Regions from separate parts of the Homo sapiens genome. Here region 2 is linked to region 1. The links are chromatin contacts, found by Hi-C or POLR2A ChIA-PET in ENCODE. All regions are on one chromosome and are shown on one strand. The core of a region is the stretch at or near the end of the contact, and the rest is flanking DNA. Distances in the headings are between cores, read along the strand shown.

Region 1 (6,368 bases), core at 276-2,775:
TGGTTCATTACACATGGCATTCTTAGGAAACAACTGTCAACACTATGGAAGAGAACCCAACAGAACATCGTGAAAGTCTAGAAGGATTATACCACTGAGGATCACTGTTACAGAAAAAGCTGTGGAAACCATCAAGTTTGAAACAATAAATTCCTCCTAGAGAAGACTGTGTTTCTAGGTGTTGTGCATGACTCCACAGGATTTCTGACAGAACTAATCAAGGAAATCATGAGAGACTATAGATATGACAAAAAGGTGAGGGGTGAAGGGTTTCAAGATATGAATCTCAGAGAAATTCAAGAACTAACAGATACCACAAGAACAGAAGGATCAACAGAGGGAAAACAATTTGACGGAGACAAGAACATCCAAACCACTATTAGATGAGGAAGACATAGAAGAAGCAGTACCAGAAAATGAACTGACATTAGACAATCTGGCAGAAGGGTTCTAATGATTCAAGACTGCTTTTAACTTCTTTTATGACATTCACCCTTCTATGATACAGGCACTGAAACTAAAGCAAATGGTGAAAGAAGGGTTTGTACCACATAGAAACATTTTTAGACAAATAAAAAAGCAAAAAGGTCAGAAAGAAATTCCAGTGCATTTCTGTAAATTTACACCAAGTGTGTCTGCCTCTCCTGCTTCCCCTTTCACTTTCTCCAACTCTGCTACCTCAACTGCCCCTGAGATACTAAAATCAACCTCTTCTCTTCCTCCTCCTCAGCATACTCAACATGAAGACAAGAAAGATGAAGATCTTTATGATGATTCGCTTCACCTGATGAACAGTAATATATTTTTTTCTTCCTTATGATTTCTTTTTTTTTCTTTTTTTTTTTTTAGACAGAGTTTCGCTCTTCTTGCCCAGGCTGGAGTGCAATGGTGCGATCTCAGCTCATTGCAACCACTGCCCCTCCTGGGTTCAAGCGATTCTCCTGCCTCAGCCTCTGGAGTAGCCTGGATTACAGGCACACCCCACCATGCCCAGCTAATTTTTGTATTTTTAGTAGAGACTGGGTTTCACCATGTTGGTCAGGCTGGTCTCGAACTCCTGACCTCAGGTGATCCACACACTTCAACCTCCCAAAATGCTGGGATTACAGATGTGAGCCACTGCACCTGGCCTTCCTTATGATTTTCTTAATAACATGTTCTTTTTTTCTAGCTTACCTTACTGTAAGATTACAGTATATAATACATATAACAATCAAAATATGTGTGAATCAACTGTTTATGTTATCAGTAAAGTTTCTGATCAACATAAGCTATTGGTAGTTAAGTTCTGAGGGAGTGAAAAGTTATATGTGGATTTTCGGCTACACAGGGCGTCATCATCCCTAACCCCCATGTTGTTCAAGGGTCAGATGTAGAAACATACCAAAACGAAAAACTATTATCAGTACCTGTCAAAAGATCTGAACTGCACGGGTTGTTCCACAGATAGATCACCAAGGGCTCCAAGGCAGGCTGGTGGCAGAAGGGCAGGATCCACTGTGACTCCATCTGCTGGTATGTTAACCAAGCTTCGGAGAATGTCTTTCACATTGACGTTTTTTGAAACTGAAACTGACGGTGTAGCCTTAGTGTCCAAGTCATTTCCTCTATCATTTTTGGTTTCCGGAGACTTATTGACTTCTAAAGAAAGAGTAGATAGCACCTCGCTGATTGCATCTGGGCCTGCACTGACACCAGGAGGTGCTGTGTGAGGAGTTACTTCCACATGGCTTCCTAAACCAGTGGCTGTTTCTTCCCCAATGCCTGAGTCCCTCCTTCGAGCAGATGATGTGCTTTCAGATTCTTCCACTGATGCCGTAGTTAAAGTGCTGAATGCTGCTGGTGTGATTTCTATATCATACCCAGAAACACAAGAAATAAACAAACAAAAGTTTAGAACTAATTTTTAAAAGGTATATTCTGTTTTAATAGCTATCTACTGTTTTGAATTATGAAATACATCATGTTCTAAAAAAGCAAAAACTAATTACGTATTCTACAGAATGTACTGAGTGGGTGCACCTATTATCAAGACAGATGGTATAATAAAATAAATAATAAAATACTTGCAAAAATGATCTAAAGTAATGGGTAGCAACACAAGGTTGAAAGTCATTGGCCTGTAAGAAAAAGTCTATAATCTTTTTTGGGGGTGTGTGTGTGTGTGTGTGTGTGTGTGTGTGTGTGTGTGTGTCAGTCTGTTGCCCAGGCTGAAGTGCAGTGGTGTGACCTAGGCTCACTGCAGCCTTGACCTCCTGGGCTCAGGCGATCCTCCCACCTAAGCCTCTCAAGTAGCTGAGACTACAGGTATGTGCTACCACGTCTGGCTAATTTTTCTATTTTTTTGTAGAGATGAGGTTTCACCATGTTGCCCAGGCTGGTCTCAAACTCCTGAGCTCAAGCAATCTACCTGCCTCGGCCTCCCAAAGTGCTAGGATTATAGGCATGCACCACCATGCCTGGCCCAAGTCCGCAATCTTTAGGATAAAATAAAAAGCTCTACCTCAAACATGGTTACTGCAGCTGGAAAACTTGTTACCCCTTCTACGTGCATAAATAATTCAATGATCCTTAAAATCCAGTTCAACAAGGAACACCTCCTTTTCTCTCTTTTAATTCTCACTCCCTTTAATCAGGGTTTCAACCCATTCTAGCAAAAATAGTCTTATCAAGGTCACCAAAAAATCTGCATCTTGCTAACTCCAATGGTCAGTGTTCAGTCCTAATAGGACTTCACATAACAGCAACAGCTGATTATTCCCTCCAACTAGACAATGCTTCCTTTCCTCGGCTTTCAGGACACCATTCTCTTTTTGTTTTCCTTGTACTACTTCACTGACTGTTCCTTCTTAACATCCTTCACCTCTTTTTCTCCCTGATTTCTTAAGTTGGAGGGACACAAGGTTCAGTCCTTGTTCCTCTTATGTTCTCTGTCTGCATTTAGTCCCTTCGTGGTATCATTCATTCTCCAAGTTTTAAATACCACTATATTTCCCCACCAAAAAACTCAAACTATTAAATATAACTGCTACCCTACAACTTATCTTACATGTCTAAAAAAACCTCTCAAACTCAACATGCTGAAAACTGAATTTCTTCTCTTTTTATCTTTCCCTGAAAATCTCTTTCACCTTTAATCTACTCCACTGTACCTTGTAATCATTTTTGACTACCTTTTTCATTCACAAAATGCACACCTAATGTTTTAAAATTCTGTTTTTTCTACCACTAAAACATATTCAGAATCTGACTGCCTCTCACCATCTCTAGTTACCAACCTAATCCAACCCACCATAACCTCTTGCCTGGATTACTGATTACTGCAATATCCTCCTTCCTAACTGTTGTGGAAGAGGGTTGTTTTAATAATCCTACTGCCCCATGTCTCCTGGTATGCATCCCTTGACAAGCCCTTGAATCTGGACTAGGCTTGACTGACAATAACCCACAGGATCTGGCAAAAGCAGCAGTGGGCCAGTATTTGGCCCACGTTTTAAGGTCTGGCAGCTCTTGCATTCCCAGAATCTCTGAACATCTCTGTAAGAAGTGTGGCTTATTTCTGATCTACCTTGCTGGAAAGAACATGTAGAGAGACGATATGGAGACAGAGATGCTCTCCAAACTAATGAAGGAAACCAGGAACTCAGTTGAGAACAAGTATCAAGGCTGCAGACACACAACCCCAGCTCAGCTGTTTTAGTCAGTCAGTCTCAGCTCTTGGAGCCATCCCACCTGAGGCACTATATATACTATTAGAAAAGTCATCTTAGATTTTCCAGACCCAGCAAACATCATCTGAAACAGGGATAAACCATGCCCACCGTGCCCTATCCAAATCTAACTCAAGAAATCATGAAGGAAAGATTAAAATGGTTATGGTCTTAGGACACTAAGTGCAGGGTAAGGTATTAAACAGCAGTACCCAGCCAAAAACACTGATTATCCTTGCCCTCTACGCTATATCCTCTACACAGAATACAGAGTTACTTTTTTTTTTTTTTTTTTTTTTGGAAACGGAGTCTCACTCTGTCACCCAGGCTGGAGTTGTTGTGGTGGGATCTCTGCTCACTGCAACCTCTGCCTCCCAAGTTCAAGCGATTCTCCTGCCTCAGCTTCCTAAGTAGCTGGGATTACAGGCACCCACCACCATGCCTGGCTAATTTTTTGTATTTTTAGTAGAGATAGGGTTTTACCATGTTGGCCAGGATGGTCTCCAACTCCTGACCTCAAGTGATCCAGCTGCCTCGGCTTCCCAAAGTGCTGGGATTACTGGCGTGAACTACCAAGCCCAGCCCAGAGGTACTTTTTAAAACATAAATTGTAACTCCTGTACTCAAGACCCTCCAATGAGTTCTCATTTCCCTCAAAGAGAAATCCATACCCAATTACTCCTGGTCATTCCTGATATTTTTACCATCTTTATTACTTTCTTTTTTTTTTTTTTTAGCACTTTCACCACCTTCTAAAATACTACACAATCTACTTATAGCATGTAGATATTTTCTATCTCCTCCCATTAGAATATAAGCTCCATAAGGAAACAGATTTTTTGTTTTGTTTTAGTCATGAATATATACCCAAGTATCCAGTAGATATTGAATGAATATCGAGTGAATAATAAATTGCCTCCTTTGGGTGGTAGCTACTTCTATAATTGCAACAGCTACTTAACTAACTATACTTTTATAACTGGAAGCTACTTTTAATACTCCAATTATTGCAGTTACTTGTTAACAAGTCTGTCTCTTAGAATATGAGTTAGTGATTCTTCACAGCAAATGAAGTCAATAAAATTTTTCAACTCTTTTTGTATAACATTTTCTGACTTACATTTAATTAGTTCATTTAAAGAACAAAAAATATCCCAATTGCAATTAATTACATTATATTTAAGCCACAACTTTTAGTTAATAATAAAAATATATGTATGCTCTCCCTTAATTTGCACAGAAATGGATTTAAATTCCAATATCAATATTTTAACCATCAAAAGTAAGTAACATTTATTTGAACTTTGGTACAAAGGAATAGAAAATGCAAACTTACCAGAGAGTGATACATTCTCATTTTCACTGCCAGTTTCTGTACATGACTGGCTATGCCTTTCATTTTGGGGTTCCAAAATGTCTCTGTACTTGGAGACCATAAGAACAGAGATAAAGTATACTACTGCCAAGGCTAAAAATTGAGCTTGTTTGCTATCCTCCTGGGAAAAAAAATTAAAGGAGTTGATTATGTAACCATAAAATAACATCATTATATTTTACATCACAATGTTTAAATACAAAACATGTTCACAAATCTTTCAATATACACAGAAAATACATTACCTACGTAAATAATAAATTTATTAATAAACTTACTTGAGCAAACATTAGGCAAAGACTCTTAGAAAAATGTCTTTAAATGAGAAGCTTTATACTTGCAAAACATGGAAAGAGAGAAGTTAGCTCATTTTTTTAAATTATTCAATCTAAAGACGTATGTCCTAATATACATTATAATGTTAATCAAACAAACAGTAATTATAATTATATGAAAACAGGTCAGATGCAGTGGCTCACACCTGTAATCCCAGTACTTTGGGGGCCAAACCAGGCGGATCACTTGAGGTCAGGAATTTGAGACCAGCCTGGCCAACATAGTGAAACCCCATCTCTACTAAAAATACAAAAATTAGCCAGGTGTGGTGGCACATGCCTGTAATCCCAGCTACTCAGGAGCCTGAGGTGGGAGAATGGCTTGAACCCAGGAGGCAGAGGTTGCAGTGAGCTGAGATCGCATCACTGCACTCAAGCCTGGGCGACAGAGTGAGTGAGACTCTATCTCAATCAAGCAATCAATCAATAAATAAATAAACAATGATATGAGGATAACTGGTTATTTTTATCTGTAATCATAAAAACTAAAATACATAAAATATCACAATAAAAGTGCCAAAAAATAAACATGCAGAAGAAAAAAACTGAAGCTATTAGATACAGAATAGGATGCCAAAGGAATTCCTTCTTTTTTTTGAGACAGGGCCCCACTCCATTGCTCAGGCTGGAGTACAATGACACAATCATAGCTCACTGTACCCTTGAACTCCCATGCTCAAGAGATCTTCCTGCCTCAGCCTCACAAGTAGCTAGGACTACAAGAATACACCACCACATCCAGCTAATTTTTGTTTTTTAATTTCTTGAAGAGACAGGGTCTTGTTATGTAGCTCAGGCTGGTCTCGAACTCTTGGCCTCGAGCAATCCTCCTGCCTTAGCCTCCCAAAGCACTGGGATTATAGGTGTGAGCTCCCACACCTGACCACAAAGGAATTCTTGAGAGTATTTAAAATAGTACAAACAATTATATATCAAGATTTAAAAAAA
Region 2 (5,927 bases), core at 3,130-5,629, 200 kb after region 1:
GAAATGGCGAACTGATAGGAAAACAAATGAGTAGAAAGAGTTCACAAAGAGGCCCTCCTCTGCCTTTCAAAAGGAAGGTCACCTACACATTTAAGGTGTCTCTGCACATGTCTCAAGCCCTTCACAAGAAAGCAAGTACAGCCGGGCACGGTGGCTCACGCCTGTAATCCCAGCACTTTGGGAGGCTGAAGCAGGAGGATCACGACGTCAGAAGACCGAGACTATCCTGGCTAACATGGTAAAACTCCGTCTCTACTAAAAATACAAAAAAATTAGCTGGGCGTGGTGGCAGCCGCCTGTAGTCCCAGCTACTCGGGAGGCTGAGGCAGGAGAATGGCGTGAACCCAGGAGGCGGAGCTTGCAGTGAGCCGAGATTGCACCACTGCACTCCAGCCTGGGCAACAGAGTGAGACTCGTCTCTCAAAAAAAAAAAAAAAAAAAGAAAGCAAGTACAGTGTGGCAGTGTGGGAATCCTCAAAAAGCATGGGAAGTATAAGTATTTAGCTACATAAATGTTGTAAGATCATATCTTATGTATAGAAGTAATAAGACCGTTTGGAATTACTGGACAAATTGAATAGTTAAGGTTTCTATTCAGGACAATAAAATGTATTTTGAAAGTGCTGCTAACTATTGATGCTGACAGTGTTTCACTACTATGAGTGACCCAAACATATTATAAATAAGTGTTAAAGGGAATGGAGCCTGTGGGGTTGAGCAGAATGTTATACTAGCTGTGCCTGGGCTGAGTATAACAGCTTTATGATTATGGGATAACAAAATCTTTATTTTTTTTTTTCTGTTCCAAAGATTCATCCTATGGGGTGGCCATAAAGTATAGAATTAGATACTAATATTTTGTAATTCATTATAACATCAATAAACCATTTGTTAAAAGAAAATAAATAAATAAATAAATAAATGTTAATACCCAAGCCAATCACATCAGAATCTCAAGTGGGACCCAGACAGATATCAGAGATATCAGTGTTTTTTTTATAGCTTTCTAGGTAATTCTTTTTTTTTTTTTTTTTTTTTTTGAGATGGAGTCTTGCTCAGCTGCCCAGGCTGGAGTGCAGTAGTGTGATCTCGGCTCACTGCAACCACCGTCTCCCAGATTCAAGCGATTCTCCCATCTCAGCCTCTGAGTAGCTGGGATTACAGGCACCCACCATCATGCCTGGTTAATTCTTGTATTTTAATAGAGACAGGGTTGACCATCTCAGCCTCTGAGTAGCTGAGATTACAGGCACCCACCATCATGCCCGGCTAATTCTTGTATTTTAATAGAGACAGCGTGACCATGTTGGCCACGCTGTCTTGAACTCCTGACCTCAGGTGATCCGCCTGCCTCAGCCGCCCAAAGTGCTAAGATTACAGGCGTGAGCCACTGCACCCAGCCATAGTTTATTTCTAAATCAAATGTGGTTAGTAAGCTGGGCACAGTGGCTCACGTTTGTAATCCCAGCATTTTGGGAGGCCAATATAGATGGATCACTTGAGGTCACGAGTTCAAGACCAGCCTGGCCAACATGGTGAAACCCTGTCTCTACTACAAATCCAAAAATTAGCTGGGGCTGGGGGCAGTGGCTCACGCCTGTAATCCCAACACTTTGGCAGGCAGAGGTGGACGGATCTACCTGAGGTCAGGAATTCGAGACCAGCCTGGCCAATGTGGTAAAACCTCATCTCTACTAAAAATACAAAAATTAGCCAGGTGTGGTGGCACACACCTGTAATCCTAGCTACTCGGCAGGCTGAGGCAGGAGAATCACTTGAACCCAGGAGGCGGAGGTTGCAGTGAGCCGAGATCGGGTTGCTGCACTTCAGTCTGAGCGACAGAGTGAGATTCCGTCTCAAAAAAATAAATAAATAAAATAAAATAAAATAATCCAGGCATGGTGGCGCACCCTGGTAATCCCAGCTACTCATGAGGCTGAGACACAAGAATCACTAGAAGCCAGGAGGCGGAGGCCGCAGTGAGCTGAGATCTCGCCACTGCACTACAGCCTGGGTGACACAGCAAGACTCTGCCGCAAAAAAAAATAAAGAAAAAAGATGTGGTTAGTAAACAAGAAATTATCATTTAGGAAAATGTACTCTAATTTCCAGAATCTAAATGAGATTAATGGAAGTTCCGTGATCAGCAACTACAGAAAAAACTATATTATGTTGTACAGTAAAATTAGAAGGTCTTTATTCCTCTGCTAAATTAAACCTTTTAAAATAGGTTGTTAGAACATTTTACTTAGTGTTTAAGCTTTAAAAAATATATATTTCGCTTATGTCATTTTAACTAGTTGAGAAAAATCTAATACAGAAAGTAACACATAGCAGTACTAATCTAGTTTTAGTTCCATGAGTCATAATCGTAGAAGCTTGGAAGACAAAAAGAGAGAGAAAAAAAATCTATTGAATTGAGGCCCTGGAAAAATGAGGTAAGACTAACTTAAATGGAAACAAGTTTGGTAAGCCACCTCCAGACTATAGTACACATTTATTACATTCAGCCTTTGTGTTGTGTTCTTTACAGATGGGTGAGAATTAAGAAAAGAATATAGGCTGGGTGCGGTGGCTCACGCCTGTAATCCCAGCACTTTGGGAGGCTGAGGAAGGCAGATCACCTGAGGTCAGAAGTTCGAGACTAGCCTGACCAATATGATGAAACGCCGTCTGCACTAAAATTACAAAAATTAGCCGGGCGTGGTGACATGTGCCTGCAATCCCAGCTACTCAGGAGGCAGAGACAAGAGAATTGCTTGAATCTGGGAGGCGGAGGTTGCAGTGAGCCGAGATCGCGCCATTGCACTCCAGCCTGGGCAACAAGAGCTAAACTCCATCTCCAAAAAAAAAAAAAAGAATGTAATTTTCCTCTTTTTCTAATTCACCCTCAGCCATTATTAACCAATTAACCAAGGTGGTGGCATACAAGGTGAACAGAACAATTGAGCAAATTAATATTACTGTTCTTTTCCTTTTTGTTTTTTTTTTATGTTCCCAAACATTTGACTATTAAATATTTGGAAACCAAAGTGAATTCACTGTTTTTTTGGTACTACTAATTTAACTTGGAATTGTGATAATTCAGCAAGCTTGGTAAATATTAACCTTGCAATAGGAAGAATGAAAGAAGACCACAGCCATATCCCCTAAGGTTTCAATTCCAAATGCAGAGATGAGTGCAACTGGCTGGCTGTGTGTGAAGAACAGATGGTGATCAGGCAAGAATAAAAGCAAAGAGACCATTTAGGACAACACTTAAATAGTCTAAGCAAGGTGGAGGCTGAAAAGAAAAAGAAAAGGATTCAAGATATATTTTGCCGGGCGCTGGGGCTCACACCTGTAATCTCAGCAATTTGGGAGGCAGAGGTGGGCAGATCACTTGAATTCACGAGTTCAAGACCAGCCTGGGCAACATGGAGAAACCCCTGTCTCTACAAAAAAAAAACAAAAATTAGCCAGGTGTGATGGCGCCAGCCGGTAGTCCCAGCTACTCAGGAGGCTGAGGTGGGAGAATCACTTGAACCCAGGAGGTCGAGGCTGCAGTCAGCCAAGATGGTGCCACTGCACTCAAGGCTGGGCAACAGAGTGAGACCCTGTCTCAAAAAAAAAAAAAAAAAAAGATATATTTTGAAAACCCCATCTCTACCAAAAAAAAAAAAAAGAAGAAAGAAAAAAAGAAAGAAAGAAAAGTAAAGAGCACCAACGGGATTTGTTACTGTTTTGGACATGAGGGAGTGAGGAAGAGTGAAAAGGGAGAAACAAGGCCGGGCGCGGTGGCTCACGCCTGTAATCCCAGCACTTTGGGAGGCAGAGGGGGGCGGATCACGAGGTCAGGAGATCGAGACCACGGTGAAACCCCGTCTCTACTAAAAATACAAAAAATTAGCTGGGCGCAGTGGCGGGCGCCTGTAGTCCCGGCTACTCGGGAGGCTGAGGCAGGAGAATGGCGTGAACCCGGAAGGCGGAGCTTGCAGTGAGCCGAGATCATTCCACTGCACTCCAGCCTGGGCGACAGAGCGAGACTCGGTCTCCAAAAAAAAAAAAAAAAGGGAGAAACAAAAGATGGCTTCTAGGTTTTTGACTTGAGCAAGTGGGGAGAATACACCCGTGACTGAGGTGTTCCTGACGGGAGTTGAGCTAGAAGAGGACTAGCAGTGAAATCAATGAGTAGCTTCACTTGCTTGCCATTGGCCAGGCTCTGGGAGGTATTTTAATTTTCTTTTTCTCTGTGTTAGATGGTAGAGGAGACTCAAGACCAAGCCTGGGGCTCTTTGAAAGGTAAATAGGGGTGCTTAGAGGAGAAGGAACTAGGAGATTGAGAAAGGAGAGGCCAATGTGGTAAACAGAAAATAGGAATGTGGAGTTAGGGAAGCCAGGGGAGGAAAGTGACTCAAGAAGGAGGAAAATGATCAGGATGTGATTGTGCTTACTCATGCCCCTGGTTAGTATGATAATTGCTAATGGAAAGTTATGAGACATATCTGTACTGGTGACTGCACCTGGGAAAGAGCATGTATTTGTGCTACAGCGACATTCACATGCTGTTTTCCCCTCCACCTTTCCCCACAAAATGTTCGTTATATGTCAGGAAATTGATGACGGTACATTTATTTCCCTTAACTATATTTCTTACCTCTGCTTTAAATAACATTGAGAGATCTTACATAATTGCAAAAGTAATGCGTGTTAATTGAAGGAAGTTTGGGAAATGTAGAAAAGCTCAAAAATGAAAGAAAAAAACACACCCAAGGGGCCCGGGCGCGGTGGTTCACGCCTGTAATCCCAGCATGTTCGGGGGCAAAGGTAGGCAGATCACGAGGTCAGGAGTTTGAGACCAGCCTGGCCAACATGGTAAAAACCCATCTCTAAACAAAAGAAAAAAAAATTAGCTGGGCACAGTGGTGCGCACCCGTAGTCTCAGCTACTCAGGAGGCTGAGGCAGGAGAATCGCTTAAACCTGGGAAGCGGAGGTTGCAGTGAGCTGAGATGGCGCCACTGCACTCCAGCCTGGGCGACAGAGTGAGACTCTGTCTCAAAAAAAAAAAAAAAAAAAACCACCCATAATTGCAACACTCATTTGCTGTATGTTTGTCTTCCCACTAAATGGATGTGGATTACAGAATTGAGATTATGCCAAACATACTGTGCCCTGCTTTTTTTTCACGTAAAAATATATCATTAACATTTTCCATGTCACTTGTGGAATTTTGGGGTTTTTTTGGTTCTTTGTTTTGTTTTGTTTTGTTTTTTGAGATGGAGTCTTGCTCTGTCGCTCAGGCTGGAGTGCAGTGGTGCAATCTTGGCTCACTGCAACCTTTGCCTCCCAGGTTCAAGTGATTCTCCTGCCTCAGCCTCCTGAGTAGCTGGGACTACAAGCACCCATCACCACACCCAGCTAATTTTTGAATTTTTAGTAGAGACGAGGTTTCGCCATGTTGGCCAGGCTGGTCTCGAACCCTTGACCTCAAGTGACCCACCTGCCTTGGACTCCTAAAGTGCTAAGATTATAGGCATGAGACACTGCGTGGCCACTTGTGTTTAAATATTAATTGTATATAATATAATAACTGTATATTAATATATGACTAAACCATAATAAATCAATTTAAGCAATCTTCTGTTATTTAAATTCAAGTTTTTTCCTGATGTTTTGCTATTATAAACATCATAAAATTATGTACTAGTTACCAGCATAGCCTTTAGCACCTAACACATCTGGTGCTACTACCATGACCTACTGGCTGTGTATTTATGAGAAATTATTGAACAAATTATTGAAGTTTCAGTTTCCTCACCTATAAAACAACTATACTAAGAGTGCCAGGCATGGTGGCTCACACTTATAATTCCAGCACTTTGAGAGGTTGAGGTGGGCAGATCACTTGAGTTCAAGAGTTCAAGACCAGCTAGGGCAACATAGGGAG

Evidence for each region. A loop is a pair of places that touch in the nucleus more often than their neighbours do. ChIA-PET counts read pairs that join two places held with the same protein, here RNA polymerase II (POLR2A). Pooled maps may share reads with other maps.
Region 2: a loop to region 1 is called in a pooled map, with 12 times the contacts of the local background. The contact joins two enhancer-like sites. A Hi-C loop is called at or near these places in 1 of 37 single-sample maps with no recorded cell type and 9 of 50 pooled maps. POLR2A ChIA-PET finds 5 or more read pairs at or near these places in 1 of 52 experiments (WTC11).

What each region holds. Positions count from the first base shown.
Region 1 is chr4:150,826,771-150,833,138 of GRCh38, forward strand. It overlaps LRBA (LPS responsive beige-like anchor protein), which reads right to left. Exons shown (of 57, transcript NM_001364905.1): 29 at 5,047-5,206; 30 at 1,410-1,851. Among named protein-coding and RNA genes, the nearest start is that of LRBA, 190 kb to the right of the region's middle. Within about 2 kb of position 1,526, at least 5 of the 41 ENCODE cell types and tissues checked have a DNase peak (open chromatin) inside an H3K27ac peak, as active enhancers do.
Region 2 is chr4:151,027,737-151,033,663 of GRCh38, forward strand. It overlaps the pseudogene AK4P6. Among named protein-coding and RNA genes, the nearest start is that of LRBA, 15 kb to the left of the region's middle. RefSeq lists an enhancer at 4,192-4,471. Within about 2 kb of position 4,380, at least 4 of the 41 ENCODE cell types and tissues checked have a DNase peak (open chromatin) inside an H3K27ac peak, as active enhancers do.